2 separate regions of the Mus musculus genome follow, and region 2 is linked to region 1. Evidence: chromatin loops called from intact Hi-C (ENCODE). Cell type or tissue: heart. All regions are shown on one strand. Each heading gives the region's core, and the rest is flanking DNA. Links, peaks and the distances in the headings are about the cores only. Region 1 holds the start of Gabbr1 (gamma-aminobutyric acid (GABA) B receptor, 1). Region 2 holds the start of Trim31 (tripartite motif-containing 31).

Region 1 (15,715 bases), core at 3,382-11,381:
GCTGGAACAAAGAACAAGGCCAGAAGTGTTACGAATACATACTTGCTGTGGTCTGAATGTGTGTGTACCCTTCTCCTCCAATTCATATGCTGAGACCTAATGCACACAGTGTGATAGAGATGGGCCTGAGAGGCCAAATCTTTTAAGTTCTGACTCTATTTAAGAGAACCTGACCTAAGTTTGAACTTAGACAAACTAGCAGGCAGTACCTAAAAACCAACACTTCAAAGCAATAAAAGCACAACTACACAGATAAACAAACCCAAAACAAAGACTAAATTCTAACCTATTTATTTATTTTTGTAGTTCAGTTTGGCCTCACACTCTCTATGTAACACAGATTGGCTTTGACCTAGTTGTCCTCCAGCAGCATCCTCCGAAGTGCTAGGGTTATTGGCATGTACTATGATGCCTGGCAAAACTAAACCTTGAAATGCAATATGAAGAATTTGAATATGGACTAGATATAATGGTACATAACTATAACCCTAGCCCTCAAGAGGTGGAGGCTGGAGGATTGCTGCAAGTGAAATGCTCTCCTGTTCTAGGCAACAAGTTCCAACCAGCCAAGATTACACAGTGAGTGTCTTAGGGTTTTACTGCTGTGAACAGACATCATGACCAAGACAAGTCTCATAAAGGACAACATTTAATTGGGGCTGGTTTACAGGTTCAGTTTACAGGTCAGTCCATTATTATCAAGGTGGGAGCATGGCAGCATCTAGGCAGGCATGGTGCAGGCAGAGCTGAGAGTTCTACATCTTCATTGGAAGGCTGCTAGTGGAAGACTGACTTCCAGGCAGCTAGGACAAGGGTATTAAGGCCCATATCCACAGTGACACACCTACTTCAACAAGGCCACACCTACAAATAGTGCCACTCTTGGGGCCAAGCAAATGAGAACGATCACAGTGAGACTGTCTAAGAAAGAAAATTAATTTTGGATGCAAAGTAAGAAGCTGGAGTTCAAATATTGGCTGGGCTGACTTCTAGTTATGCTATCCTTGCTTTGTCTCACCTTCTCCAAAGCAGTTTAATTGAATACAAGAGCATGAATGTCCATTTACTTCATGTGGTGGTTTGAGAATGAGATATCATCTACCAGAAGAGCCCAGAATTTTTTTGCTTTTTTTTTTTAAGATTTATTTATTTTTATGTATGTGAGTACACTGTAGCTGTACAGATGGTTGTGAGCCTTCATGTGGTTGTTGGGATTAGGACCTCTGCTTGCTCCAGTCAATCCTGCCCTGCTCTGGCCCAAACTTTTATTTATTATTATAAATAACTACACTGTAGCTGTCTTCAGACACACCAGAAGAGGGCGTCAGATGTGGTTGCTGTGATTTGAACTCAGGACCTTTGGAAGAGCAGTCATTGCTCTTACCCACTGAGCCATCTTGCCAGCCCCCGAGCCCAGAATTTTATAGATCATCAACAACTTGGGCTATTTTGGTTCTTGTGTTTCCGTGCCTTCTGATAATTAAGCTTTGTGTTTTCTAGGGTGGAAGAGAAAGAATGGGGGAAAGGCATCAGAAGGAGAATTTGGGAAGCACGATAAAGAAGAAGGTTGGCCATTCCATAGGGAATCTGAGTAGAAACGCCTCTTTCCATGGAAAATGGTAACAAAACAGAACAGAACAGAACAAACAAACAAAAACTACACAAAGGAGGTAGCATTGCAAAGGCTCACCTGTAGAAGCTTTTGCTTTTTTTGTTTTTAGAAGGAAAAGAAGGAAGTAGAGGGCTCAAGGCTCTACATTCATTCCCGACATCGTATCTCCTGCTAGGTACAATATCTGTGGGAAGAACAGGGCTGACACATGGTGGTTTGAGGAAGAATCTAAACAAGTGTCCCGAGGAACATGGATAAGGAACTCTGGAAAGTATACTGGAGGGTGAAAAGGTATGAAAGGAGGAAATGGCAGCTACAGAATGCTCTAGAGGCAAGCAAATCAGAGTGCTTACACAAAGATGTTGGGAGTAGTCTGTGATCCCAGGGAGCATGCTTGCTCAGATGTTGCATTGAGGCAGGGTCCTGCTGGACTTGGGGAGGGGTTTGTGAACTCAGCTTTGCCAGGACCACAGGATACCACCTGGCTAGAAGAACTAGCCAAGGCCTGGCAGAGAGTCAGTCAGAGTCAGGTAGCTCTTTTTTTTTTTTTTTTTCGAGACAGGGTTTCTCTGTGTAGACCTGGCTGTCCTGGAACTCACTTTGTAGACCAGGCTGGCCTCGAACTCGGAAATCTGCCTGCCTCTGCTCCCAAGTGCTGGGATTAAAGGCATGCACCACCACACCCGGCCAGGTAGCTCTTCTTTTTGACTATCTGAGAAACTTCCCTCACTGGTATCCATAACTTCAGTTGGTCTTATTGAGAGGGCAGGCCACTCAGAGGAGGGTGGCTGTCTCTTCTGGTGGTTAGAACTCCTTCCTACTCTCTTTTGCTCACTATTTAGTCCAGTGGTTCTCAGACTCTTTCCAGGCAACATTTAAAAGCTTGTGGGGCTTTTTTTTTTTTTTTTTTTGTATTTAGAACTGTGAGAGGGGGTGTACATATGGGTAGAACCTGTGTAAAAGCTGTCCTCCTGCCAGATAAGAGTTCTCTCTTTATCCAGATTTTCAGAAGTCCCCCAGGACATTCATGTAGGTAAAAACTTGTGTTTAATTATCTGAGCCTAGAACTTAATAGTCTTTTTTTTTTTTTTAATGGTCTGAATATGCAGCGAACTTTCTAGGAATGCAATTACAGTTCTGTGTGAGTTTAGGGAAGCTTGACTTTGCTACCAAGAGTTGCTCAACATTTCCTGAAGTCACTACATTGATGGCAACATGCCGGAGGTAGTTGAGTCACTGGCTATGCACCTGTATCAGTGTGTTGGTAGAAGTTTCATTTCTGTGACTCTAAGGAGAGGTGTAAGCATTTGCCTGCTTCGAGGGAAACGGCACTCACTCTAAAATACTGTTTATGTTGTAGCAAATTGCTATGCTCCTTCTTATAGATGGGGAAATATTTTGTTCTTTTTAGTCACGTGCATAGGGAAGTGATGTAATCTATGATTATTAGTTCGTGGTTTAGGAGTCATTACAAATACTTGTTCTAACATAGGGTTGAAGGTTGAGAGCCTTGGTTCTCCTGGGTCTCATAATACCTGCTTTCCACCCACCTCTCTGGAAGAACTAGCCAGCAAAGGAGTGCCTCCCCCAGCCCCCGCCACACTCCCTTTTTCATCTTTCTGTCCATCAAGTTATGGACAGACAATCGCAATGCAGGAGCTTTGGCTGTCAGACTTCTCTGTCAGGGCCTCCAGTTTACCCTTAGTCAAGAATGGCAGGTCTGGTCCGAGTGTTGATAATACAGGCTCATGCTCACGTAGAGGTTTTCTTTCTTTATGCCCTCTCCTTTCTCCATCTACCTCAGTATCTCTTCTGATGCCCCTGATCTCTTGCTCCCCGCCATAAGCTGGCAAGTAGCCTACTGCTGGACTAACGAGCCACCCGGGGCTCCCAGTTCTAGCTCTTCTATCCTATTTTTCTCCTAGTGCTCCCTCCACCATCGGCTGCCCTTTTGACCCTTGATTCTCCCTTCCCCTTCAAGGTCTGTTCCCCAGGCATATGACGTCTTCCCTCCTTACGCCAGGTCCAGATCTGTCTTCCTTTTGTACAAACACATCCTTTCTTCACCTTCATCCAGGCTCCTTGTCTTTGTGCCAGCTCCTCTGCTTTAGGCTTGGGTCCTATAACCCCCTACAGCCCCCCCTCCTGTCTCCATCAGTCTAGTCTGCGGGTCTCTCGGCAGCTCTTAGTCCCCCGCCTGCATGCGTGGTCGCCTATGTTCCCCTCCATCCTACCTCTACGCCCTCCCGCGCCGTGGGCGGTCTAGGGAGGGGCCGGGATCCGGGGCGGCTCCTGGGGCTCGGGTTGTGGGAGGCGCCCTCTCCGATCTCCCCCTCCCTTCCCCCCGCCCCGTCTTCCCCTGCACCCTCCTTCCTCCCTCCGCCCGAGAGCTTCCCCGGTCCCCGGCGCCGCCTCCTTCCCTCCCGGCACCGTGCTCTCGCGGCCGCCGTCGCCCCGGGGAAGGAGAGACGGGGGTGGGGTTTGCGGGTAGCGATCGCGAAGGGGAGAGACCCCGGCCGGGCTGGAGCCTGGATTCCTGTGGAAGAAGAACAGGGGGAGGGGAAGCTGGAGGACCGGGAGGGAGAACGGGGAGCCGCGGCCGGGCCTGGGCCCTTGAGGCCCGGGGAGAGCCGCGGAGCGGGACCGGCCGCCGAGGTAAGACCGGGGCCCCACGACCGGGGCTTGGCAAGGAGGCCGGTGGACGTAGGGTAGGGCCGGGGGGTGCGTGGGGTTCGGGTGCGAGAGGCGAGTGATGGGGTAGCGGGACCCCTGAGCGTGGGTAAGCTGGGCTAGCGCTAGCCACAGGGGCTGCTGAGAGGAGGTGGAGTCCCGGGAGGGTGGGGGGCCGAGGGAGGCCGGAGGAGGGTGGGGACAGGCGCTCTCTCCTCCTCTCCCCCCCAGCCCGTGCGGCTCCGCCCCCGCCTCCTCCGCGGGGCGCCCTTCGCGTCCCGAACCGCGCGGTTGGAGCCCGTGAGGTGCGCGGAGCGAGACCTGTCCGTCGGCTGGCCCAGGCCGCGGCCGGCGGGCTCCTCCGTGCCCTCACTGTTGCCTTTTCCTCAGATGCTGCTGCTGCTGCTGGTGCCTCTCTTCCTCCGCCCCCTGGGCGCTGGCGGGGCTCAGACCCCCAACGTCACCTCGGAAGGTGCACCCATCTCCGGCGCCCTGGACCTCTTCCACCCCACAGCTCGTTTCCTTGCACGTCTCCTTTCCTCATCACTCTTGCGGCAGGACCTCCCCCCGCCCCCATCCCTGGCATCCTGGTCCGCAGCCACTTCACAACTCCTGACCTCCTTTCTGTCACTCCGCATCACCACCAGCACCCATTTCCTCTACCTCACGTTGCTACACTACACCGTTTTTCTGTGACCCCGAATTATCTCAGCCCCACCTCCCTTTCCGGGCCCCACGTTACTACAGCGCCCCCCTTCCGTAGTCCACCTTGTTGCTTTGATGGGTTTGTGTGGTCCTTGTTCAGTGGGTTTGTGTGGTCCTCACCGGTATTCTCCTTCGGCCCTGTCCCTCATTTAAACCACCGAACATTATAGCCCTTAGGATTTCTTCTTAGATATTTGTCTCCATTATACTTCTTAACCGGTGGACTCTCGCACCAGCTTTAGCCCTAACCCACGACGCTGGGTTCTGCAGCTTGGGGTTCTTAACTGTTCCCACTCCCAGCTTCCAGTCGTGTGTCCCGTGTGCCCCTCCTTTTCTGTCCCCCTGCCCCAACCCCACCATTGACCACGCCCTGCTCTTCCCCCTTCCACTGCGCGCTGCCTTCCCGCTCCCACGGTTCCCCTGTGCCTCCCCATTCCCTCTCAGGTTGCCAGATTATACATCCGCCCTGGGAAGGTGGCATCAGGTACCGTGGCTTGACTCGCGACCAGGTGAAGGCCATCAATTTCCTGCCTGTGGACTATGAGATTGAATATGTGTGCCGGGGCGAACGCGAGGTGGTGGGGCCCAAGGTGCGCAAGTGCCTGGCCAACGGCTCCTGGACGGATATGGACACACCCAGTCGCTGTGGTGAGTAGCCTGGGAAGCCACCCACCATCCCTGCCCCCTTCCTTCAGGCCCTTCCATTCTCAGTTGCAGACCATCCTTAGTTGTTTTGCAAGTCAGCAATTTAAATCCAGTGGAACCAAATTCACAAATACGTTTAATGAATGAGTACTATGTAGGAGGAGGGGTGTTGCTGTGAGCAGCTAGTGGGAGGAAGCAAGCTAAGCAGCCAGCACATTCACTTCATCGTCTTCATGAGGATACTGATCATTGGGTGAAATAACTTTGATTTTTCATCTGAGTTATCCTTTGAGGTTCATTAATGAGAGATTATTTTTTAAGTTATAAGACGATTTCATTACATTTTCTGACACCTTTGTCTCCCACTCAATGACCATATAAGCCAGTTTAGTAGTAGTATAGACCAGCCATAATAAGAAAAGCAAATCTGGTCTTGCATCCAGGTTTACGTCCATCCACACATTTCAAAGGCAGAAGAGTACCCACTTTACTGTGCTGTTGAGCAGTATCTGTTTTGTGTGCTTATAGCTCCATCTTGAGTTCCTACAATAGAAATGCTATTTTTTTTTTCTGATAGGAATGTGAATACTGGGGGGGGGGGTAGGGCTGGGGAGAACGGGGAGGTAGGGAGGCACAGACATTGCACACCTGATTTCCTGTGGAGCAGGATGCTTGTGAACCCAGACCCAAACCTAATTCTCTGTACTCCCTAGGGGAAGGATCCTCTACAACTTGCCTTTTTTCTTATTTTCCTGTCTCTCCACAGTCCGAATCTGCTCCAAGTCTTATTTGACCCTGGAAAATGGGAAGGTTTTCCTGACGGGTGGGGACCTCCCAGCTCTGGATGGAGCCCGGGTGGATTTCCGATGTGACCCCGACTTCCATCTGGTGGGCAGCTCCCGGAGCATCTGTAGTCAGGGCCAGTGGAGCACCCCCAAGCCCCACTGCCAGGGTGAGGGGAACAGCTGCCTGCCTGCAGCTGATGAGGGTGCCTGCCCTAGAATGGGAGTGGGGTGGGAGTGGGTAGAGGGAATGGATGGTTGCTATGAAGAATGTCGGGGAGGAGTTTGGGAGGATGCAGGTGAAACCTATCTTTACACCACCCACCTGCCTCAGACTTGGTTCCACGGTCCTTTCTGTTGGGCTTCCCCCCACCCTCCTTTCCTTTAGTGTGTTCTTCCTGATTTCAAATCTTGGACCTTTTTTATTTTTCCTTCATTAATCTCAACTCCGCCCCCCTCAGCTTCTTAAAGTTAAAAAACTGCTCTCCCCACCTCCCTGGAAAAAACTACCCTCCCCCCCCACCCCCCGTAGACTTAGAACATCCTCTGTATCACTCTTCTAGGACTGGTCCTTTGCTATTCACTCTATAATGGAATTGCTGTAAATATTCAGAATTAAATCATACATTACATTTAGAAAAAGTCGGTGAGATATGGGATTGGAAACATGGAAAAAGCAAAAAAATTGGGGCAGAATGACCAGAACAGTGATAATTCAAGGGCAGATGGAAGAAGACTGAGTCTTGTGTATACTTTAACAATCTTGATCATTCCTTGAGGGAATAATTGATTGCTTTTGTGTTTGCTACCCCCTTGCTTGCCTCTTTGCTGTCTTTTCTGCAAACGTCTCCCTTTTCTGGGCACCCAAACTCTTGTATATATATACTCTTCTCTCCTGGAATGAATTAAGCTTCAGGGTTCTTCATTTTGACTAAGTCCTTATTTTGAGCTCTTAAGACTGTGTGCATATGCTAACCAACCTTTGGAGAACTTACTAAACTAAGGTATTTAAACAGCACTTATTTAAAACCAATTGTTTTGTAATTTGTCTTCTTAAAGAGATCATAGGTTTATATATACGTATATAATATTCAAGCTCTACAAAACTCAGCTGCACCCGACCCCCTTTACTTGCTGGAACAAATTCTGTTGTCCTTTGAATAATTGAAGAAAACACGAGTCCTGACCCCTAGCCCCGCCTTGCTCTTATCCTCAGGCACCCTTCCCTCATCGCAGTCTCCGCTCCGCATGAACAGGTGTGGGAGGGGGCTGGGGATCAGGCCTGGGAAGCTGGGCGCCCCTGGTAACTCTTCTCTGATCCCCGTCTTTCCTGCTGCCAGTGAATCGAACGCCACACTCAGGTGAGATCAGAAACCCTTCCGCGTGCACTGCCGCCCCCATCCCCTCACTCTTCACCCTCCACCAGCAGGATATCTTTGCTTAGGTTGTGGGTGTCCTGTTACTCATGTCCCACCACCCATTCTAGTTTGAGGCCGGGCCCTCCTCTCCTACCTGTTTCTTGCCGCCAAATCGCGGTTTTCCGCGGGTCGCGCTCCCTCCCACTTCCCTGCTTGGCCACGCTCCTCCGGGTCGCGCTCCTCTCGGACTCAGCTTTCTAGCGCGAAGCCCGGTAGGGGGCAGCCGCGCGCCGGAGGATCCCAGATCTCTCCTTCGTGGGGTTCCTTCAGACCTCGGGGACCTACTCTTGCCACCCCCTACCCAGGTTTTACCTGCGAGGTTCCGTCGACCCTGTTCACTGGTCCCACCCATGCGAGCCTCGCATCCTCTGTAGACCCTTTCTCCCATCACCTTTCTTCCAGCCTTCCCTCAACTACACTATCCTTCTCCTAAGCTGCACTTCTCCATACCAGTTCTCCCCTTCTGCAAAGCCTTTCCCATCGCTCTCGCTCTTCCTACCCTTAGTTCCTCGCTCCATCTTCCCATATCCCCCTTTCAGAACTGTCACCTTCCTCTCCTAACCTACCCACCCTCGCTTCCCCTCTTTGCTCTGTGCTTATCCTCTCTCCTTCCAAATCCTTATCCTCTCCTCTAGTCTCCTTAGGCAGAGACCCTTCCCTTCCTTGCGCTCTCCCTCTTCTCCCCTCCCCTTCGGGCCTCGGCACTGGCTCCTATCCCCGCCTCCAGCCCGTGACGTCAAGCCCCCCTCCTAGCTCCTTTTCTCCCTCCTCCCTTCTGTCGGTCGGTCAGTCGGCGAGGAGAGTCCGCGGTGGCGGGAGCGAGCGTCTCTTGGCCCTAGGAAGCCCACGTCTCTGCCTTCCCCGGGCTCTGGCCCCTCCTCCCCAATGAGACCGGGGATGGAGGCGCCTCCCCGACGCCCTCCCAGAAGCCTTCCCCAGAAGAAGTGTCCCCCCTGAGCTGCCCCCACCCCAAGGAGGCCGCCCCCGCCCCTCCTCGCCATGGGCCCGGGGGGACCCTGTACCCCGGTGGGGTGGCCGCTGCCTCTTCTGCTGGTGATGGCGGCTGGGGTGGCTCCGGTGTGGGCCTCTCACTCCCCTCATCTCCCGCGGCCTCACCCGAGGGTCCCCCCGCACCCCTCCTCAGAACGGCGTGCAGTATACATCGGGGCGCTGTTTCCCATGAGCGGGGGCTGGCCGGGGGGCCAGGCCTGCCAGCCTGCGGTGGAGATGGCGCTGGAGGACGTTAACAGCCGCAGAGACATCCTGCCGGACTACGAGCTCAAGCTTATCCACCACGACAGCAAGGTAGTCGGGGTGAGGGACAGCGTGGCCGGGGTGGTGGGAGGCGAGGGCTATGGATCCTCTTTGGGACTGTGAAGCAGACCCCTCCCGAGAGTGACTGGTTGGAGACGCACAGGAGGTGCGGGAGCTTTGGGATATCTCAGTGGCTCTGAAGGCCGACTCTCTTGAAGGCAGTAGGAGATTCACAGAAGTGGTGGGGGTCTTAGGTGCTGATCCTCTAAAGTAAGCTATCCCTGGCCAGGGTTGGGGGCTGGAAGGGACGTCAGAGGTGGGCAGCTGGCTCAGGGGTTTACATTTACCATGGTAACAAGGTAAATCTTGGCGTAGGTTGGGGCTGAAAGGAATATGGAGAGAAGGGGGGAAGGATTTAGAGAGGCAAGAGGGCTCTACTTTATCTGTCAAAACAAACAGCAAGGTAAAGCTGCCTGACTCTTCATCTCTATCTCTTAGGGGATTCCTGTGAGAATATGGCCTACAGCTCTGGGAAAGACTAATAATGGTTAAGAGGTGGGCTGAGGCACTGGGAGAGTGAGTGTATTGGGGGTCCATAAGGAACCCCTACAACAGCATTGGGGATGAAGAGTCAGTGTACAGGGAGATCAAAAAGAATGGATCGGGGAGGGGGTGGGGAGGAGGGTGGGAACAGTCAGAACCCTGGGCCTCCTGTGGAACCTGGTGGGGGGGGGGTCCTGATTTTAGCGTTTGGTTTTATTATGGCCTAGTGGATCTGAAAAGAGAGAAAACAGGATGTAGTTTTGGGGAAGAGGAAAAGGTTGGTCGTGGTGAAGAAATTTTGGGGTTAGAGGATGGTCTATGGTGAGATTTCTTTACCAAGTCTCTCTCCAAGAGGGAACTGACAGGACAAAAGTTTGGGTCCTTTCTGACATGTGGCTCCAGCGATTTGAGATTAGAAAAATTGTACAGGTGGAAGATTTGGCCATTTTATTCTTGGGGTGTGTGGAGCATTGGTATGCACCTAAAAATAGACATGTGTCTCCAAAGGGGACAGAAATGAGCCTGCTGGCAGAACACTAGGGGAAGGGGCTTGGAGGGGGGAAAAACCCCCAACAACATAAGTTCCCTTGAATTTTTGCCTTCTCTGTGGGTCCCAAACATCAGTGAACAAACACACCATTTGTTTAAAATACTAGTTTGAACTCCTTAGGAAGGATTCCCAAGTAGTTTCTTCGTTTTCATCCATAGAGATCCTGCCTAGGGAGATGGCTGTATGCAGCTTACTCCAGGATGCCTGTGGGAAGAGAGGCAGAGCACAAGAAAAAAAAAAAATTACACGTGAGGGAGGGTAGGGAGGAAGGAAGAAGAGAGAGGGTCTTGATCTGGTTAGAGAGCAACATAGGTCATTGTCTGTGAGGGGGAGATGGGAAGAGATCAGAGATGGGGCACTACAGGAAGATAAGGGAGGCCTGACTTGAGTTCAAATTCTTCCCCCATGACAAGTGATTCCCTAGGGGTGTTGGGGAGCAAAAGGGGTGGGGGCCACTAGAAGAAGGTAGACATGAAGGAGAGGCTATGGTGCAGTGTAGGTCTCCATCCTTGGCCAGTGGTCAGTTAGGAATGTCACGGGTTGGGGTAAATGGTTGCGTGTGGGGTTTTTGTAAGAGCAGGTAGAGAAGAGATGAAGCAGAAGATGGTGCACACATTAGGCCACACAGGCCCTGTTTTATGTAACTGTAGGTTTCCGAGTATCCTGATTGTTCCTGTGAAATCCTTTCTTCAGACAAACAGTGGAGGGACACTTTCAGGATTCAGGAGAAGCTGGGGTCAGCATCTGTTCTAAGTCAGGGAGGACCCACTAATGGTAAAAAATAATAACAATAATAATTGTAAAGAAGCTGAGTAGGAAGCAGGTTCCAAACCTACAGGTGAGCCCTGCCCTTGGCAGGGTGGAGAGCAGAGCAGGCAGCCGTGTTCAGAGTATGATTTTTTTTGTTTGTTTGTTTTGGGTTTTTTTTTTTTGGGTGCTCAGATTTGCCAGCTCCCCCTGGCTCCCTGGGCTTCTTGTCTCCAATTCCCCACAGTGTCTCAAATGTCAGGCCTCAGTGGGGAGCAAGCAGACTCCAGATACCTTCTTTATTTTCTTTCTAACCCCCTCCACCAAGTTCACCCTCTCCAGTCCCCTGTGCCTCTAGTCTCTGTTCCTTCTGCTCTGACTCCCCACTGGCTGTCATTTCTTCTCTGCTTCTTTTGGGGGCTCCAGCAGCTTCTGAAATGTCATGCTTCAGCAGGAGGGGAACAGACAGTAGGGGACCCACGGCTGGCCCTTCCTCCCCCAATTTTCCCTCCTACCATTCTTTCCCTCTCTAAGCTTTCCTGTTTCATCTCTTTCAGGCATCTCTCCTATCATCTGGCTTGTGGAGAATTCCACTCTATGTCTATTTATCTGGATCTCTTTTATTTTAGATTCTTCTGCACTCCCCCCTCCCCCCTTTTTTTTTCTAATGGACTCGTCAAATGTCAGGGCCCAGCAGGAAAGGACAGGGTGCAGAGCAGACACCCTACTGATCTTGTTCTTGTTCTCTGAAATTGAAGGTGGAAATTTCATTGAGGGAGCTGCCTAGGGATCTGCAGAGAACGTATTTGTATTTCCTGAGCAGATGTTCAGACCCTATAAACATGGGATGAGGTGGGGTACAGAGATGACCAAAGAGAGTGGGCTTAGGGTTGTTTGAGAATAAGCAGAAGTGGGAGACAGCAGAGTATGTGTTAATATGGAAGGAAGGGCATGCAGTTTTGAGTAGGGCCAACGTGCCAGATGCAAGACAAGAGAAGGACGCTTAAGGCAAAAGCAAAGTCTAGAAATTTGACAGGAAGAAGAATGCGGTGCTGGCAGTGAATAGTTAAGGAAAGGCACTAGGTTGCCCAAGACACTAGGCAATGTGAGATGTGTATGTGTGTGTGTGTGTGTGGGTAAGGGGCTTGGGAGCCAACCTTCATTTCCTCCTTCCTCCCTCAGTGCGACCCAGGGCAAGCCACCAAGTACTTGTATGAACTACTCTACAACGACCCCATCAAGATCATCCTCATGCCCGGCTGCAGCTCTGTGTCCACACTGGTAGCCGAGGCTGCCCGGATGTGGAACCTTATTGTGGTATGCAAGGCAGGGGGTCACTTCCTTTTGGGCTGGGTTGAGTAGAAAGCTCATGGCTATGTTCTAGAGGACTCGGGAGAGGGACCACTGCCAGGACTCAGCCTACTTTTTTTTTCTTTTTTCTTTCTTTCTTCTTCTTTTTTTTCGAGACAAGGTTTCTCTGTGTAGCCCTGGCTGTCCTGGGACTCACTCTGTAGACCAGGCTGGCCTCGAACTTAGAAATCCGCCTGCCTCTGCCTCCCAAGTGCTGGGATTAAAGGCGTGCACCACCACTGCCCGACCCTCTGGTAGAATTTCTTGAAGGGCTGTGAGGATCCACAGATGTGTGTGTGTGTGTGTGTGTAAATCACTTTTCCCAGGACAAAGATGGGGAAGTTTAGAGATCTGGGAGAAAAGTCAGGGCCAAGAAAGCAGTAAGGACACTGCTAGCATGCTCAGTTTGCACGGACACTTCCCCTTCTTCTGCCTCAGCTCTCATATGGCTCCAGCTCACCAGCCTTGTCAAACCGACAGCGGTTTCCAACGTTCTTTCGGACACATCCATCCGCCACACTCCACAATCCCACCCGGGTGAAACTCTTCGAAAAGTGGGGCTGGAAGAAGATTGCCACCATCCAGCAGACTACCGAGGTCTTCACCTCAGTGAGTCCAGACAAGGGGTGGGGCGTGAGGTCCCAGGGGCATCTGCTCTTGCGGGGAGGACGTGATGGTTTATCAGAAGAGAACACATTCCAAGTGGGCGAAGTGCTTGTTCTTTCTGTAGCCTGGGGAACACACGAATTGGATTTTTGTAATCCTCTCTGCCATTTCGATTTGTTCCCCAGACAGATAGGACTCTGTTCTATGAAAGTAGGTTTAATTCCAAGTTGAAACAAGAGGGGCTAAGAAGTAGGGTCTTAGGGAAGTAGTGGATTCCAGTGCCTTCAGGGGTAGAGGGTGATTGGCAGCTAAATATGGAGCTGCTGAATGGAGTGGAAAAGAAGAGGGTAAAGGGGCAGGCAGATGGATAAGAGACAAATGACAAGTGTGTGGGTTTGGTAGTTGACCCGGAGAGATGCTTACAGACAGTTTGAAGGACAGGGAGGTTTGCAGAGGCAGAGAGGAAATGGCCAGGCTCCACACTGGAGAAAGTAGCCTGATTCTTCTCTTTGTTTCTCTTCTTTGAGTCTTCATTATTTTCAGTGGCCCTTTAATTTTCCCTTCTCACTTTCCCTCAGTGACTCAGTCCATTCTCCTGTGATCCTTTTGATGGTCTGCCCACTTGCCTCTTGAGTTGGCACCATTCTGTGTATTCCAGACCCTGCCCTGCTTTTTTTTTTTCCCCGTTGTTTTCTTCTCAAAGTCCAAAGAGGGGAAGATGGGGCAGGATCCCTGGATACAGATCTTGAGGAGGGGCTTGTCATGCATCTTGGAAGCTGCCTCCTAAGACTGGAGGCACTTTCTTTCATCCTCTCCTCATGGGGTTTAGGGGCTCTTGGAATAAGGTTCAGATCCTATTCCTGCACTGCGAGTATTCGGTCAGTTCTTGGCCGCAAGCTCTGCTCTATCTATACTCTTGATGTTTCTTATCCCCACCCAAGACACTGGATGACCTGGAGGAGCGAGTGAAAGAGGCTGGGATTGAGATCACTTTTCGACAGAGTTTCTTCTCAGATCCAGCTGTGCCTGTTAAAAACCTGAAGGTGGGAGAGCAGGGATGGTAGGCTCATGCCTTGGGGTTGGTGTGGGTGGTGGTCAGCAAGGTGGGAGAGCAGGCATGGTGGACTCAGCCCACGGTGAGATCAGCGTGGGTGGTGGTCGGCTGGAGAGGAAAACCTGGAAGAGGCAGTTGTTCATTCTGTGAGACGGCTCAGTCTCCTGGGAAGGTTTAGTTCCGTCTTCCAGTTGACATTTATCCACTGCCCATTCACTGAACATTTCTTTGCACTAAGCACTTGGAGCTAGGAAATCAACGATTAGAAAGCACTGGCTTAACCCCTCAGGCGCTCTTAGCATCCCTCAGGAGCTCCGTCTCTGTTTCTGTTTTATAGCGTCAAGATGCTCGAATCATCGTGGGACTTTTCTATGAGACCGAAGCCCGGAAAGTTTTTTGTGAGGTGGAGATGGAATCTGGACCAGGGAGGCAGGGCTGGATGGGCTTTCTACTGGTGGTTTTTCTCCTGGGTCCTCCTCACTGCATCTCTGCTCAAATTGATAGCAAATGACCAGAGGTGATAATGAATACCAGGCCTGTCTGTAGGCCTGACTTCGTTATTTGTCTATGTTCAGACACACACGCACGCACACACACATTCTCATTTTATTGCTTTGTGTTTTAACTCTGTCTTTTCTGAGTGGCCAAAGGAGGCATTTTGTTGAGACTCTCCTATGATTTGAAGATTATATAGTGGATTTCAGTGAAGATTTTTTTTTAAATCCTGATCTTTGATTCTTAAGGGACTAAACAGTATGTAATGAGCTAACACTACTTGCCCCAGAACAAAAACAAACCTCCAATGCTTCCCTCCCTACTTTGAATGCAGGTCTATAAGGAACGGCTCTTTGGGAAGAAGTATGTCTGGTTTCTCATCGGGTGGTATGCTGACAACTGGTTCAAAACCTATGACCCGTCAATCAATTGTACAGTAGAAGAGATGACTGAGGCGGTGGAGGGCCATATCACCACGGAGATTGTCATGCTGAACCCTGCCAACACCCGAAGCATTTCCAACATGGTGAGGGAACATCGAAGGAGAGGGAAGAGGCAGGGGTTGAGAATAGCAGGGGAGTTGGGGATGGGAAGGGGCCTGTACCCATCTTGAGCTTGTTTGCGTCATGTTCTACCTGTGCTTGATTTCCTTGGGCGAGAGAGAAAAATTGTGGAGCATACAGTAGGCTTCTGATGAGCGGAAGGGCTGTTACCATGGAAACAAGGAGCAGTTGGTGAGAAGTCAAGTGAGGGAGAGAGGCGTTAATGGTAATATAGTCTTGTACATGAAGCACACTTTTCCCAGAGAGCTTCCCTTGAGCACTGATGTGTTCTTATTTATTGCTATTATTTATTATTGTTGTTGTTGTTATTTTTGTGTGTCTGACTTACATTAGTACCTCAGAGGGTTGCTTAATATTCCCTTTCTTGTTTTCTTTTCTTTTCTTTCTTTCTTTCTTTTTTTTTTTTTTTTGGAGACAGAGTCTATGTAGCTCTGGATGCCTAGAACTGGTCATGTACACTAGGCTTTCGTCAAACTGACAGAAATCCTCCTGCCTCTACCTCCCTAGTGCTGGCACTAAAGGCATGTGCTAGCATGCTGGCTTAATATTCAGTTTGTATCCATGTGAAATTAATTTTTAGTAATCTTCTTCTTCTTCTTCTTCTTCTTCTTCTTCTTCTTCTTCTTCTTCTTCTTCTTCTTCTTCTTCTTCTTCTTCTTCTTCTTTTCTTCTTCTTCTTCTTGAACTTTGGATGTACACAAACTTCAGAAATCCTTTAGCC
Region 2 (15,715 bases), core at 3,174-11,173, 150 kb before region 1:
GATGACCAGAAAAGTCAAAGGAGAGTGTCAGTTACCAAGCCTCTGTGAGGATCTGAACTTAGGAAGGGTCCAATGGGGTGACACAAGCTTACCTTGTAGTGGCTGATGGCATTTTCAATGGAGAGTTCAGTATGGGACTGGTGTTCAGGGGATTGGAGGCATTCCTCACACAAGAGATGTCCGCTAGCCTCACAGAACCTGCGCACCCTCTTCTGGTGGGTGTGGCAGATGTAATTGTCTCCAAGGACCCCCTCGGAACATGGCTTCCTGCAGACTGGGCAGCTGAGAATCCCAGAGACTGAAGCCTTATCCATGTGCTGGGTCAGGCACATGCGGCAGAAGAGATGTCTGCAGTCGGTGCTCACAGCCTCCTTCAGGGGATCCAGGCAGATAGGACAAATGTCCTGGTTGTCCTTGTCAAGAGAGCCCATGGTCCCACCTCACTAGTCTCCCCACTGGGTCTTTTGAAGGCCAGATTGTCCCATGTGAAAGGGCTCGGTAGAAGGTGATCTGGAGCAAGATAAAGTGGACTGGGGCCTGGACTTAAGGCCACTGTCCACTATCAGAGAGTCCAGAGTCTGGACTATAAGAGACACAATCCTGCAGGGATTTCAAAAAAAACTCAGTATTTGCTAAACTTGAAACTATTCCTTATACAATTCTTCCACAGACCTGGAGGAAGCAGGAGCTCCAAACCCCAATTCTGTTTTGAGAGTTTTCTGTGCAATCGTTTTACAGTTTAAAGCTAAATTTTAGGCCACCTTGTTACGGTCATGGCCAGAAGTAAACTATCAACGACAAGCTGACAGTCTCTACTGTGTGGCTGGCAGGGAGAATTCAGACAGAACTTTATGTGTCCCCTCTGGGGCTGGTTCCCTACAGGGCTCACTGCTGCTGTTTGATACCACTAACCTCTTAAGGTGGAACCTTGTCAGTGACCCTTTATTAACCATCAAGTTATCCAAGAGTGCAATGATGTCATGTTGAAAGAGAAAGAGAACAGGAGAGAGGGGGGAGGGAGGGGGAGGGAGGGAGGGAGGGAGGGAGAGAGAGAGGGAGAGAGAGAGAGAGAGAACATATGACGCTACTTTGTCCTTTCCTTTCAAACAACTTCCAAGGATGACCTAAAAAAGGAAGTGCCTCCTCCTCCTCTTCCTCCTCCTCTTCTTTACCCCACTTCTTGTTTGAGCACCCTCCCCAAAATTACTCTCTTAATACCCTACCTCAAATCTCTCCTTTTCAACTTCATTTTCTTGGTCTCCAGACCTAGGGAGAAGACCAGCAGATGAGCCGGTTCTTCTTGAATTATGCCAATTATATACACTCACATGCCTGTGAAACTAGGGAGAAGGTGAAGAGATTCCTCCTGCTTCAGCAGTGAATTATCAGGGAAATGAAAATACCCATGAGCTGCACTCACTGAACAGTGAGATGAACTTTGTGGCAGGGTGTGGCATATTTTCTTACGGGGAAGAGGAAAGTCTCAGTGCCTTTAATGCAAATCTCACAGAACTTGAATGCAAATATCACCAACTGAGAATGAGCCCCAAGAACCTCACACATGTGGAACCACAAATTCTAGATGTGTCACATGACCGTGACACCTGGGTGATGCGGAGGACGGTCCACATAATTGTCCTTAATAGTCCCAGCTTCAACAGTGGCGGTACCTGGAGGATACCACAAGGTATATGTTACTCTTTTGGTAGTTGTGACCAAATACCTGTCAAGAAGTAAACCAAGGGAGGAAGGGTTTATCTGGGCTTATGTTTGAGGCTACTGTTCATCATGGTAGAGAAAGTGTGGAGACAGGAGTGACTGAAAGACCATAGGGTGGTTGTTCACATCTGGGTGGATCATGAATCTAAAAGAGATACCTGCTGGTGCTCAGCTGGCTTTCTCCCACTTCCCCCTTTAGATCCCAGCTCATGGAACAATACCACCCATTTGAAGGCAGGTCTTCCCTCCTCACTTAAGTCTGTCTGGAAATACCCTTATTGACATACCCAAAGGTGTTCTTCCCTGATGCCCTAGGTAGTTTTACTGCTCCTCTTATAAAGACTGCTGCCCATGCTGCATTGGGGGAGGCAGAGTGATATCTTCCCATCATTTTATGCCCTGTAAACTTAGCCTAATTTGGGTACTTCAAGCCTTTCGTTCAGAATCTGCAGTCCTGTGTGAGAAATGTCTAAGTTGTCTGAATACAAACAAAATGGATCTATGTTAACCTAACTGTGACTACAACAAGAAGCATTTCTTTCTCTTTTGTGTGTGTGTGTGTGTGTGTGTGTGTGTGTGTGTGTGTGTGTAGTCACAGTTGAGACGGGGTCTCATGTAGCCCAGGATAGCCTTGAGCTCTCTATGTAAGTGAGGATGATTTTTGATTTCTGATCCTCCTGCCTCCGCCTCTCAAGTTTTGAAATTACAGGAGTGAGCCACTAGTGCTGGGGGTTGAACCCAGGGTTTCATGTATGCCAGACAAGTACCCCACTTCTGAGCAACATCCTAAGCCTTATCACTCAGATTTTTTTTGAATTTGTATTGACAATTCTAAACTAATCCTCGTGATATTTTATCAGTTTTCATGTGCAGTGGTGATTGACACTTGGGATCATTACTGGCCCACCTTGGATTCTCTCTGATGGCCGTTGGTTCCTCCTCATCTCTGATTATGTTGGAATTTTCATTCTGGTGGGAGACCAGATGCTCTAAGGAGAGTCAGGGTATCCCTTCCTTTGGCTACCAGACTAATGGACACTGTACTGGCTGGTTTTGTGTGTCAACTTGACACAAACTGGAGTTATCACAGAGAAAGGAGCCTCCCTTGAGAAAATGCCTCCATGAGATCCAGCCGTAAGGCATTTTCTCAGTTTGTGTTCAAGGGTGGGAGGGCCCATTGCAGGTGATGCCACCCCTGGGCTGATAGTCTTGGGATCAATAAGAAAGCAAGAAGGGGAAGCAAGCTAGTAAGTAACACCCCTCCATAGCCTCTGCATCAGCTCCTGCTTCCTGGCCTACTTGAGTTCCAGTCCTTTGGTGGTGAACAGCAATGTGGAAATATAAACTGAATAAACCCTTTCCTCCCCAACTTGCTTCTTGGTCATGATGTTTTGTGCAGGAGTAGCAACCCTGACTGAGACAGTCCCTAAAGAATTTCTAGGAGCCTCCCATGGGAGGAGGGAAAGGAGAAGCCTCGTTCCAGTCAGAAAAGGAGGTCCCCGCAGCTAGACTCACTTCCTATTAAATTAGCATATGCGTATTCCCTGACCTTGCTCCTTTCAGCTATAGAATTATAAGACTGCTTCAGAAGAGGAGGGGAGTAAGAGTATTTCTTTCTCTTTTGGCCAAACTAAACAAAGCCACTCTTCTTTAAGAATTTCTGTTTCCTGGTTCCTTTTCCGATACAGGGAAACTATGTGGCTAGAGGATTTAATTAACCTCGGGACTTAATCACATTCTTTCCTTGTACAGTGAGGTGAACACAATAAAGCCAGGCTCAGAATTCACTCTCCTTCTTGTAGTTAACACCCATTAGTTAACTACTAGTTAATGGAGCCTTGAATCCACCACCACCCCAGCCCTAGCCCCACTTGATTCCTGTTTTAATCTCCTTATCAACTTTTTATATGAGCTTCCTTATATGTCATCTCATGAGCTCAAGTTCAGTGTTCCTTCTAAATTGTTCTAGTCAGAATTACGCTAAACTGTGCCCAAAATAGAGCCATGGCTCCTTCAGTCAAATGTTTTAGCATTGTGCCTTCACGGACAGTAGGTGGTGCTGCCTCCCAAGTTAGGACTTGGTTTCAGAATCTCTCCTTTAAGGGAATGGAAGCTGGGGCCACTGCCCTGTTCTCTCTCTCTCTCTCTCTCTCTCTCTCTCTCTCTCTCTCTCTCTCTGCCTCTCTCTCTCTCTCTCTCTCTGCCTCTCTCTCTCTCTCTCTCTCTGTATATGAACTTTGTGCATAATGTCCATGGATATCAGAAGAGAGTCTCAGATCCTATGTAACTGGAGTTATAGGCAATTGTGAGCCATGTGGGTGCTGGGAACCAAACCTGATTCCTCTGCAAGAGCAACGAGTGCTCCTAGGTTGAGCTATTCACCAGGTTCCCAAGCTATTTTTTTTTTTTTTTTAGAAATTATGGCGGAGACTGGAGAGATGGCTCAATAAACAAAAATGCTTGTCACACAAGTTTGATGACCTAGATGGATATGTTTCCATCCCTAGAACACATTTAAAAAGCTGGATGTGGTGGTGCATACATGCAATTCCAGAACTCCCAAGGCAAGATGGGAGACAGAAGCTTTCAGGAGCTAGCCTGGAGCACTCTGCACAACAAAGAAAGACAAGACAGGCCCTGGCTCAACCAGATGGAAAGTGAAAACAGACTCTTGAAGTTTGTCCCTATCCCATATAGGATATGATGGGGTCAGTGTACACACACACACAGTACACACACATGTACATACACACAGCAGAGCAGAAAAAATTTGGCTGTGAGGTCTGTACTGTATCCAGTTGGTAGAGTCTCTGCCTGGCAAACATGAAGTTTGATCTCCAGCAGTAATAAAGCTGAGCATGATGGATGAATAATTTTAATCCCACCACTTAGGAGGTGGATATCAGAGAATCAAAAGTTCAAGGTCACCCTCAACTATATATTGAGCTGGAGGCCAACCTGAGGCTGTACCAAGGAGGAGAGTGTATCTGTGAGAAAACCTATCCGCTCTGCAATTGTGTCCTTTGATAAGCCCCATCCTCTGTCCAAAATGTAAACACCAGCTCCGGGGAACTGCCAGCCACCATGTTGAATACCGAGCTACACAATCCAGAGAGCACTTAGGAAAACCACAGAAAGATATGAGGAAAACCACAGAAAGATATGAGGCTCTAAATTTGAGCATACAGATCTCGGAAAAAATGAGGTAGCTCTTGGGACTCAGGAGACATGGAGGGCTCTTGGCAGGAGCCCCTGAATTCTACCTGATGGCCTGGAGGGACAACCTCAAACATTCAGTAGAGGTCTCGAGTAGGGCAAAGCATGAGAAACCGAACTCAAGTTGAGGTGGCTTGTGCCTGTGATCCCAGACCAAGAAGGAATTAAAGACAGGAGTTCAAGATCATTCTAAGTTGTACCGTGAGTGGGAGGCCAGCCAGCCTGAGCTACACAGGTTGATCTCCAAAAGCAACAACAGCAATAATATTAAACCCAAATCAATCAGCGGATAGTAGAACATGCCTGTGATCTCATCATCCGGGAGACAGTCAGGAAGCTGTGGTCCAAAGCTGTGGTGGTCACAGTCTTTTTAAAGTGCACGAGAATAGATTGTAAGTGTTATCACTATAACAAAAACAAACAAAAATCTAATTAGCACAAAGTATATTGAGGTAATTAGTCATTCACTAGATAAATAATCCTTATTTACAGTCTTAGGAGACATCCAAAAAACACAGCAGATGGAGCAGTGTGGACATCTGGGCTATAGATGCTGTGAAGAGATATGTCTATCTCTACCTCTTGAGTGGAATGGGTAGGATCATCTGACTTGTTAGACACACCTGTGTCAACAAAAGCATACGGCTATGCTATTATACACTTCCTTGAAATAGAGCAATATATGAGCTTTCAAACTCACTGGGTCCAGAGAAGAAGCGAAAGGAGTTGGCAAGTGCAGGGAGTAAGTTAGGGGGAGGAGTTAGACAGAAGCAGGAGCTCGGCAAGAGCTGAGTTATGTCGTGGCTGTGTGTGGCATCCACAGCCAAGGTGCTCACTTTTGCACTGCGTTTTCTAAGGCCCTAGATGGGCATTCACTGTGTGTTCACACAGTCATCTGATTTTTGTAAAATTTGTTATATATATATATATATATATATATGTGTGTGTGTGTGTGTGTGTGTGTGTGTGTGTGACATTTATTTTATGTATGTGAGTACACTGTAGCTGTCTACAGACACACCAGAAGACACCCAGTGCTCTTTTATTTTGTTTTCGAGACAAGGTTTCTCTGTGTAGCCCTGGATGTCCTGGAACACACTCTGTAGACCAGGAGGGCCTCAAACTCAGAAATCTGCCAGCCTCTGCCTCCCAAGTGCTGGGATTAAAGGTGTGTGCCAGCACTGCCCAGCTCAGCCAGTGCTCTTAATCGCTAAACCATCTCCAGTCCTGTGAAATGTATTCATAGTTACTTTTGCTGGTTCATCCCAACGCTTTTCCTTGTAATGATTGGCATCTGGGGTTCAGAGTACGAGCGATTAAAGAGGGCCTGTGTGGTTTGCATTTACTAAGGTATCTGGTGAGTGTGTATTGGGTTAGTGCCAACTGTGGCTCCATGGAAAAATGGCTTTTCCACAATGCCTGCTGATAACTCACCTGACACCAGGGACTAAAGGGTAAAGTCAGAAGACCTGTGATGAGAAACACCGTAAATCTGTGGATAAACCAGTCTCATCTGTGTCTAGTCTAAAAGGTTCTTTCTCAGGAGTGCAGTGTATGTATCATGGGATACAACTACTTCTTACATTCCTCAATAAATTCAGTGGAGGTTATTATGACATCAAAAATTGATAGAAAATTGATAAATGATAAATGATTGAAAAATGATAGATTATTATATTATAACAAAATATCTTGAACTGGAGACATGGCTCACCAGTTCAGAACACTTGCTGGTCTTCCAGACAACTAAAGTTCAGTTCCCAGTACCCATACCAGCTGGTTCACAACCGCAGATTAGGCCAGTTGAAGGCATCAGACTCATCTTTCTGAGCTCCACAGGCACATGTGGCATACATACACAGACGCCCACACATATGCATTCATGCACATACATACACAGACACAAGACACACACAAATAAACGTTTTTTTTTTCTAAAGAAAATAAAGTCTTTCAGTTCCTAACAAAATAGTAACCTATTGAATTAAAGCAGTGGTTCTCAACTTTTCCTAATACAGTTCTTTATACAGTTTACTTTAATACAGTTCTTCATATTATGGTGACCCTCCAGCCACAAAATTATTTTGTTGCTATAATTGTAATTTTATGGAGGAGCAGTGTCTCAGTTCCTAAGGCCATTGGGAATATGTGTTTTCTGATGGGCAAGACCCACAGGTTGAGAAACACTGAATTAAAGTTTGAATTCAAATGAAAAAAACACATTCTAGATTTTTTTTTTTAATGTATGACTCTCTTGCTGTCTTCAGACACACCAAAACAGGCATTAGACCCATTACGGTTGGTTGTGAGCCACCATGTGGTTGGGAATTGAACTCAGGACCTCTGGAAGAGCAGTCAGTGCTCTTAACCGCTGTGCCACCTCTCCCGCCCCTACAGTCTACATTACTAAGGGGTTGATTGACAGATGAGCTTCATGAGTACACAGGACCCTTTGAACTCTTGTTGACTTTGATAAAATATTTGCATCTCCAAAGAAAGTCTCACAATGCACCTTAGCATTGCAATAGGGATTTAACAATATACAAGTCATTGACCTTCAGTACTTGGCAGAAAAACTTAAGGTTTTCTGCAGAGGCAAAAGTCAAAACGCCCCAAATCCATGTAAAAAAAAATCTCTAAACAGGGGCTGGGGAGAAATAGCCCTCTGTAAGGGCAGTGTGGACTCAGCCTCCTAATCTTCTTGTCTCTACTTTCCCAGTGCTGGGATTTCATGCATGTCTGTCTTTGTGCCTTGGGTCTTACACATTCTAGGTGACCCTGAAACATGCTCAGTTCCCTGAACAACAGATATTGAAGATTTAGAAGTGAGACGTAAGTGAAATAATATATACAAAAAAGAAAGGAAAAAAAAAAAAAAAAAGAGGCACCCTCATCAGCGTATTCTGATTTGTCATTGTTTTTTAAGCACAATACACACAAAACAAAACTTGCCTGAAAATTAAATTCTGGGGGCTAGAGAGATGATTCAGAGCATTGACTGCTCTTCCAGAGAAACCAGGTTATATTCCCAGTGACCAAGGGGCAGCTCACAACTCTCTGTAACTCCAACTCCAGGAGACCCAGATGCCCTCTTCTGGCTTCCATGAGTATTGCATGTGGTTCACAGACACATCCAGGCAAAATACCTATACACATAAAAAAATTACTAATAGCAATACTGAAGATAAATTTTTTAAATCAAAGAAATGATTTAATTTAAAATAAATTAAATTTTACCTCTAGATCTGACAGCTGAGTATGAATGCAAGTTATAAAACCTTACAAAAATATTTGCTTTAATTCAACCTTAAAGTGAATGAAATAGACAGGCCTGAGGTCTGGTATTTCTACACTTGATCTTAGCCAAAAGGCTGAGAAGTGTAGGTGTAGTATTTCTGAAAGTGTTCAGCTTTCAGTAGTTGCTGTAATCAAAGTAACCTCTATAATATGAGTGGATACTTTTGAGAATGAAAGGAAGGGCTGTTGACATTTATGAGGGGACAAAGGTAAAGCCAAGACTGTCCCTGGCAAATGACAAGGAACTATTGTTGGGGCTATAGCCATAAAATCCTCCACACCCTGTGTGACCTGCCAATGGCCTTGCCCTATGAACACATTGGTTGCCTGTATAAGACCAGGCCAGTCAACTTTCCAACCTAAATAGGAAAGGGTTCATATGGCCCCACCTCACACTGAGGAGCTATTGGCAATTGATAGTTTCTGGGGTTGTGGCATTGTAGTGGCCTATGCTCCAGTGGGTGGTCCCATACCATTTGCATACAATTAATACTAACTCTGTGTGTGTGTGTGTGCGTGTGTGTGTGCAGGCAAAACTTTCATGTGAGTAAAATTAAAATACACAAATCTAAAACATTTTTATTTAAAAATTAACAGTTTGGGTTTTAATGACAGAACAGAAGAGAGGAGAGGTTAGTGGGGATGGAGAGGGAGGAAGGAGGGAGCACCGTCTTCCTGGGCACAAAAGAGCAAGAGGAAGGGTTAAGAAGTGTTGAGCTACTAATGGAAATGTCGGTGACCCTGGCTGATACTTTCCTTGTCAAGCTAAAGTCCACAGGTCAGGCAAGCTGATGTGTGTGTGTGTGGGTAGGTGGGGAATCTGAGAAGTACAGAGACAGAGGAAGTAACAGACAGGCCAAACAGAACAAAGGATGACTCAAAGATGCTGGGGTACCAGAGACAGGAAGGAATACCCAACAGAAGGCAGGGTCTGGGAGTGAGAGATCTGCTGGGGTGGTAACAAGCCTTCCTGGGGCTGCCAGCGATCAGTTCCACTCCCCAATTACACCTGAGTGGACTTTGTCACTTCGTCTTTCTGTTCTCTGAATCTGCTTCAGAAAGATATGTTTAATTAGTTCAAGGTCCAGGAAGTCTTGCTCTACTTTATAGGCAGCAGGCACTCTCGGTTTCTGTTCTTGAGAGACAGGGAGAGAGGACTGACCATCTGTTTTCTTCTCTTTAGAATATTCCCCATTTATCGCTGACTCTTTTCTGTCATTATTTATTTAACCCCCCCTTCCCTCATTCTCCTCTAATCCTCTCCCTGAGATACTCTTCAACCTCTGCCTCCTGCTTCCTTCTCTCTTACAAGCACCAGGCCTTGGATTTCTGTACTTTCACATCTCAGATTAGCCCTGCTGTTCCATCATGGCAGGCCAACCTCTGGCCTGCCAACTGCAGGAGGAGGTGACCTGCCCCATCTGCATGGAAATTCTACAAGATCCTGTCACCATTGACTGTGGGCACAACTTCTGCCTGCAGTGTATCAGTCAGGTTGGAAAAACGTCAGAAAAGATCCAATGTCCTCTCTGCAAACTCTCTGTGAATAAGAATACGTTCAGGCCCAATAAGCTGCTGGCTAGTCTTGCAGAGAAGATCCAAAGTATGGATCCTGCTGACATCCAAGCAGAAAAGGAAGACTCAAGATGTCAGAGGCACAAGGAAAAGCTACATTACTTCTGCGAGCAGGATGGGGCATTCCTCTGTGTGGTGTGTCGTGACTCCAAGGACCACAAGTCTCACAATGTCACCTTGATAGATGAGGCTGCCCAGAACTACAAGGTAGGCACCTGGGCCCTTCTCTGCCCCCAGCCCAGCAGAGTAGAGTTCACTGGGGAGGCCCCAGTTGATTGACACCCATTGCTGTACTCTTTGTACTTGAGTTGGCCATTTATAGCCAGGTCCAGTGGGCTCAAAGAATTGAGTTCTAGAAAATGCCAGTCTGTAACCAAAGCAAGACGAAGAATCAGAATAGTACTCTAGGGGCAGGCGAAATGACCCAGAGGGTAAAAGTGCCTGTCTTGACCATAAGGACCCACATAGTAGAAGGAGAAAATTGGTTTGATCCCTGGGACATGCAAAATAAAAGGAGAGAACTCACCCTTGAAAGTTGTCTTCATACACATAAACACAGACACACACACACACACACACACACACACACACACACACACCATAGCACTCTGCTGAACTTGCACACACAATTAATAATGTACTAATTTTTAAACATAATTTTTTATTAATTATTTTTTTTATTTACATTTCAAACATTACCCTTTCTGGTTCCCCTCCATGATCTTTCCACCCTATCCCACCCTTTCTTTTTGCCTTTAAGAGGGTAATGCCCCCTACCCATTCCCACTTCACCCCTCTAGCATCCCCCATCTCTGGGGTATCAAGCCTCCATAAGACCAAACGCATCCCCTTCCACTGAGGCCAGACACGGTGGTTCTTTGATACATATGTAGTGGGGACTATGGGCCAGCTCATGTGTGCTCTTTGTTAAGTGCAAATTTTAACTCAGAAGGTCTCATTCAAGTCCAGCCACTGCTAACTTACAAAGCAGAGCCTGAGACATCCAGATAAGCCAGTGCTCTTCTACCACAGAGCTCCATCCCCTGGTTGGTCCTGGCCCTGCCTCTCTGTGAGGCAGATGAAACCTATCTCTTAAAGAATGTGATAGGACGGATGAGGAGAAGTCTTCCCCTGAGAATACCAAAGCGCCATCCAAATGATCATTAGTAGTATTTTCTCAAGTCACTAAAGTTCCATTTCTTTCCATCACCTCCTTGTTCCTATCGAGAGATGGGGGCCAGGGAGGACTGCTAATAATGACATCAGTACCCTGGAACATCTTCCCTGCCTCTCAAGAGTCAGAGCCTGGCTGAAGCACCCTCTCCTTACAGGTGCAGATTGAGTCACAGGCCCAAGATTTGGGGCAAAAGGACAAGAAAATAATTGAAGAGAAAAAACAAGGTGAAGGGGCAATCTGGGCGTTCAGGGTAAGAAATGCTCATTCCAAACACTTCTGGGGAAACTGAGGCATTGCTGATGAAGCTCCTAGCCTTCCTTTATACAGCAAGCAGGAATAAAATCCTGCTGACGTGGTGGTGAGGGGCAGGGCAGAGGGTGTATGGTGCCTGAGCCGTGCTCCCGAGCCAAGCTCCCTAGCTGTGCTAACTACTGCCTGAATGCTGTGCCAGGTCTTCTGCTCCTCCACCCACAGCAGGCTGTGTAGAGAACACCCACACACTGGCTCACCCAAGCCCTTTCTAACTAGAGACTCCCACAGTAAGAAACGACAGAGACTATGACGCCATTGAACATCTCCACCTCATTTTGTTTGCATGTTTTAAAAAAAGTTTTATTTTTGTTATTTTTATATGTGTGTATATGTATGTGTCTGCATATGAGTAAAAGCCATTCGTGTGAATACTGGAAAAGACCAGACGAACTGGGATTACAGGCACTTGTGAGCTGCCCTACACAGATGCTAGGAACGGAATTCTGGAAGAGTTGAAAGCATTATTTTATTCGTTTGTTGGTTGGTTTACATCCCAAATGCTGACCCTGCCCCCTGGGAATGCCATCACCATCTCCCAGATGCTGTTGACTTGGCTGGCTGGTTTTTGTTACATCCACGGAAAATTCAGTTATGAAGGCAGTTAAGCTGAAAAGCCTTCTTTCTTTATCTTTCTTTCATTCATTTGTTTGTGGTTTTCTCCCATTGACATTTAAGACAATCTTTTATTTATTTATTTATTTATTTATGTATTTATTTATGTATTTATTTATTTATTTATTTATAGATCTATTGTTTATGAATGAATGCTTTGCTAACATAAAATATGTATACCAGATAAATGCCTGGTACCTACCGGTAGAGACCAGAAGAGGGCATAAGATACTTTGTGGGTTATGGGAATTGAATCTGAGTCTTTTGCAAGAGCAGCAAGTGGTCTAAACAACTCACTCTCCAGCTCCTAGACAGAGAATCTGATCTAGCCCAAGCTAGAAATTGTTTGTAGAGAAGAATAGCCTTGAATTTCCAAGCCTCTGTCTTTCTCCCAGTGCTGGATTACAGGGCTATAATAGCATGCCCAGTTTATACAGTGCTGAGGATTGAACCCAGGGCTTCACCCATGCCAAGCAACCACTCCATCAACTGAACTCCACCCTTACCCTGGGTTTTCAATGGTCATATTGTCTGTCTTTTGTGGAGATGGTGGCTCAAGTAGTTGAGCCTGGTCTTAACCTCCTGAAGTGCTGAGATTGCCTACTTGTGCACCAGCACATCTGGCTGGTGGCCTTAAGGCAAATGAAAGCATGCCATCTGGCCTAAATCTGTAAATACTTTGCTTCCCCTTTCCAACAGGTATGCCCAGAAGCTCTTCTGAATTGGTCTCAGTGTAATCTTTAAATACTCTTAAAGCATGAGTGGTGCCAGGTGGTGGTGCACGCCCTTAATTCCAGCACTTAGGAGGCAAAGGCAGGTGGAAATCAGGGCTATCCTGTTGTACTTAACGAGTTCTGGGCTATCTAGGGCTTTATAGTGAGACTCTGCCTAGAAAGAAAAAGAAGGATGGGAATTATGAATTTAAAGGAGGCTTGGAGGACCCTTCTCATGGTCATCTCATATCTGCATCCTCTCCTTCGTCCCCAGGCCCAGGTGGATCTAGAGAAACTAAAGATCCATGAGGAATTCAAGCTCCTGCGCCAGAGACTAGATGAGGAAGAGAGTTTCCTCCTGTCCAGGCTGGACTGGCTGGAGCAGCAGGGAGCCAAGCAGTTGAGACAATATGTCACTGTGACAGAGAAGCAGCTGAACTCTCTAAGGAAGCTCACTAAATCCTTGAAAATAAGGCTGCAATCATCATCCATGGAGCTACTAAAGGTGAGTCCTATGTGAATAAATAGATTCTCTCCTCTCTCTATTTCTCTATTTCTCTCCCTCTCTATTTCTCTCTCTCTCTCTCTCTCTCTCTCTCTCTCTCTCTCTCTCTCTCTCTCTCTCTCACACACACACACACACACACACACACCAGTTTTCTAAAAGACAGTTAAGAATCTGAGTTACATTATGGTCTAACAGCTCCAAATACCTGGCTGCTCAATGCCTTTTGTTACATAAATCTAAATTTTGAAAAAGCCTATGGGCTTCCTGAATTGATATAATAGTCAGATACTTTCCTTTAGAGAAATTTCCCTGACACTCCCTTCAGTGCCATCATCCCAACCATGACCCTTATCTTTCTTACTTTAAGGTATCACATTTGATAAAGCTCCTCACCAGGTTTCAGAGAGTAGCCTCTCCTTCCCCATAAGGCTCCATTCTGTTGTCTCTGACATATTGTGGTATTTCTTTCTATAGCTCTTCCACCCAAGGCCCTTTCTCCTAATAAGTCTCATTTAACAAAAAAAGAAAGAATTTATTTATTTATTTATTATGAATACAAGTATACTGTAGTTGTCTTCAGACACATCCAAAGAGGGCATCAGTTGTGAGCCATGATGTGGTTGCTGGGAACTGAACTCAGGACCTCTGCAAGAGCAGTCAGTGCTCTTAACCTCTGAGCCATCTCTCCAGCCCCTTAAGCCTCATTTTTAAAGTCTGTTTGGGTTTTTTTTTTTTTTTTTTGGTTTTTTCGAGACAGGGTTTCTCTTTATCGCTCTGGCTGTCCTGGAACTCACTTTGTAGACCAAGCTGGCCTCGAACTCAGAAATCCGCCTGCCTCTGCCTCCCGAGTGCTGGGATTAAAGGCGTGCGCCACCACCCCCAGCTTTTTTTTTTTTTTTTTTAATCACATACTTTCCTGAAATAATCCACCAACTGCTGTTCTTCTTCACCTAACCCAGAGGTCCTCAACCTGTGGGTCATGACCCCTTTTGGGGGTTGAACAACCCTTTAACAGGAGTCACAAAAGACCATCAGAAATATCAAATATTTATTTTACAATTCATAACAGTAGCAAATCTACAGTTATGAACTAGCAATGAAAATAATTTATGGTATGGGGTGGGAGTCACCATAACATGAGAACTGTATTAAAGGGTTACAGCATTAGGAAGGTTGAGAACCAAAGCCCCACCTATAACTCAGGGTGCGGAGGTAAGAAGATTGTTGCTAGTCCAAAGCTAGCATGAGCAAAGATCTAGACTGTCTCAAAGAGCTGGGCATGTTATCTGTGGAGGTTTGAATATGTTTGGACCAGGGAATGGTGCTACTAGAAGGTGTGGCTTTGTTGGAGTAGGTGTGTCACTGTAGGTATGGGCTTTGAGACCATCCTCCTAGCTGCCTTAGTCAGTCTTCTCCTAGTAGCCTTCAGATCAAGATGTAGAACTCTCAGCTCCTCCCTTGCCAGGCTTGCCTGGATACTGCCATACTCCTGCCTTGATGATAATGGATGGAACCTCTCAACCTGCAAGTCAGCCCCAATTAAATGTTGTTCTTTATAAAAGTTGCCGTGGTCATGGTGTCTCTTTACAGCAATGGAAACCCTAACTAAGATAATATCTCATACCTGTAATTCTAGCAAATCAGAATTGGGAGGACTTCCCAGAGCACTAGAGTTTAAGGCTAGCCTGGACACACACACACCACCACCATCCCTACCACCACCCCCCACCACCACCACCCCCCCCACACACACACACACATGAAAGAAAGAAGAAAAAGAAAGAGAGTCACACAAAATGTAGAACTTTTTCTTGTTTTTGAGACAGGATCCCCTGCAACCCGGGTGGCCTGGAATGGGTTATTGTTATGTAACCATGGATGACATCATCGAATCTTCCTACTCCCTAATCACGAGCTGAGATTTCAACATGTGCCATTACACCCAGCTCACAGTGTAGAACTATAACCTAGGACACATTTGTTACTTAGAAGTATACCTCAAGGCCAGAGAAATGTCTCATTGTGCAAAGGGACAAACCATCAAACCTGAGGACCCAAGTTCCATACCCAAGACCCACAGGGTGGAGGAACAGGGCCAAACCTCCCAAGGTTTCCTCTGACCTCCACCTGTAACTCCAGCTCCAGCAGGTCCAGATATCTCTGGCCTGCACTCACACACACAAACCCACACATAGACACACATATAAACACAATTTAAAGATTAAAAAAATAAAATATTTAAAAATAATTATTCTTAAAAAATAATAAATCTTAAAATACAAAATACAATAAAAATATATTTCCATCTGTATTTCTAGTAGCTACATTAAAAGGGAAGGGAAAAGACTCATGCATAGTGGCACATCTTTAATGCCAGAACTTGGGAGCCAGAGATAGGCAGTTCTCTGTGAGTTCAAAGTCAGCCTGGTCTACATGTGGAATTCCAGGCCAAGTAGAGCTACTCTGTTTCAAAAGAAAAATCAGATAAAAGTACATGTAATAAAAACATTCTAAACATTTTATTTAACCCAGTATTTCAAATATAATCATTTCAGCCTGCTTAAACATATTAATGAGCTATTTCAT

The links. Peaks named below come from ENCODE experiments on the same cell type or tissue, not always from the same donor. Only the 100,000 strongest peaks of a DNase experiment are listed, where the experiment ranks them.
Region 2: it touches region 1 in a loop (3-fold over the local background); 8 of 42 quality-filtered maps call a loop at or near these places.

Annotation. Positions count from the first base shown.
Region 1 is chr17:37,042,023-37,057,737 of GRCm38, forward strand. Gabbr1 (gamma-aminobutyric acid (GABA) B receptor, 1) reads left to right here and starts at 3,944. Exons shown (of 23, transcript NM_019439.3): 1 at 3,944-4,267; 2 at 4,673-4,754; 3 at 5,432-5,635; 4 at 6,399-6,584; 5 at 7,755-7,775; 6 at 8,977-9,137; 7 at 12,109-12,243; 8 at 12,715-12,885; 9 at 13,824-13,925; 10 at 14,274-14,339; 11 at 14,766-14,957. The coding sequence starts at 4,673. In heart, for the core only: CTCF peaks have their summits at 6,154 and 8,049 (motif pointing right); DNase peaks (open chromatin) are centred at 3,999, 7,719, 8,089 and 8,589; H3K4me3 peaks cover 4,639 bases; H3K27ac peaks cover 2,719 bases; H3K27me3 peaks cover 1,144 bases.
Region 2 is chr17:36,888,754-36,904,468 of GRCm38, forward strand. Trim31 (tripartite motif-containing 31) reads left to right here and starts at 9,377. Exons shown (of 8, transcript NM_146077.2): 1 at 9,377-10,014; 2 at 11,139-11,234; 3 at 12,896-13,126. The coding sequence starts at 9,601. Trim40 (tripartite motif-containing 40) reads right to left here and starts at 1,372. Exons shown (of 6, transcript NM_001033235.3): 1 at 1,224-1,372; 2 at 93-940. The coding sequence starts at 431. In heart, for the core only: CTCF peaks have their summits at 3,753 (motif pointing right) and 8,044 (motif pointing left); no DNase peak of the experiment used is centred there; H3K27me3 peaks cover 382 bases.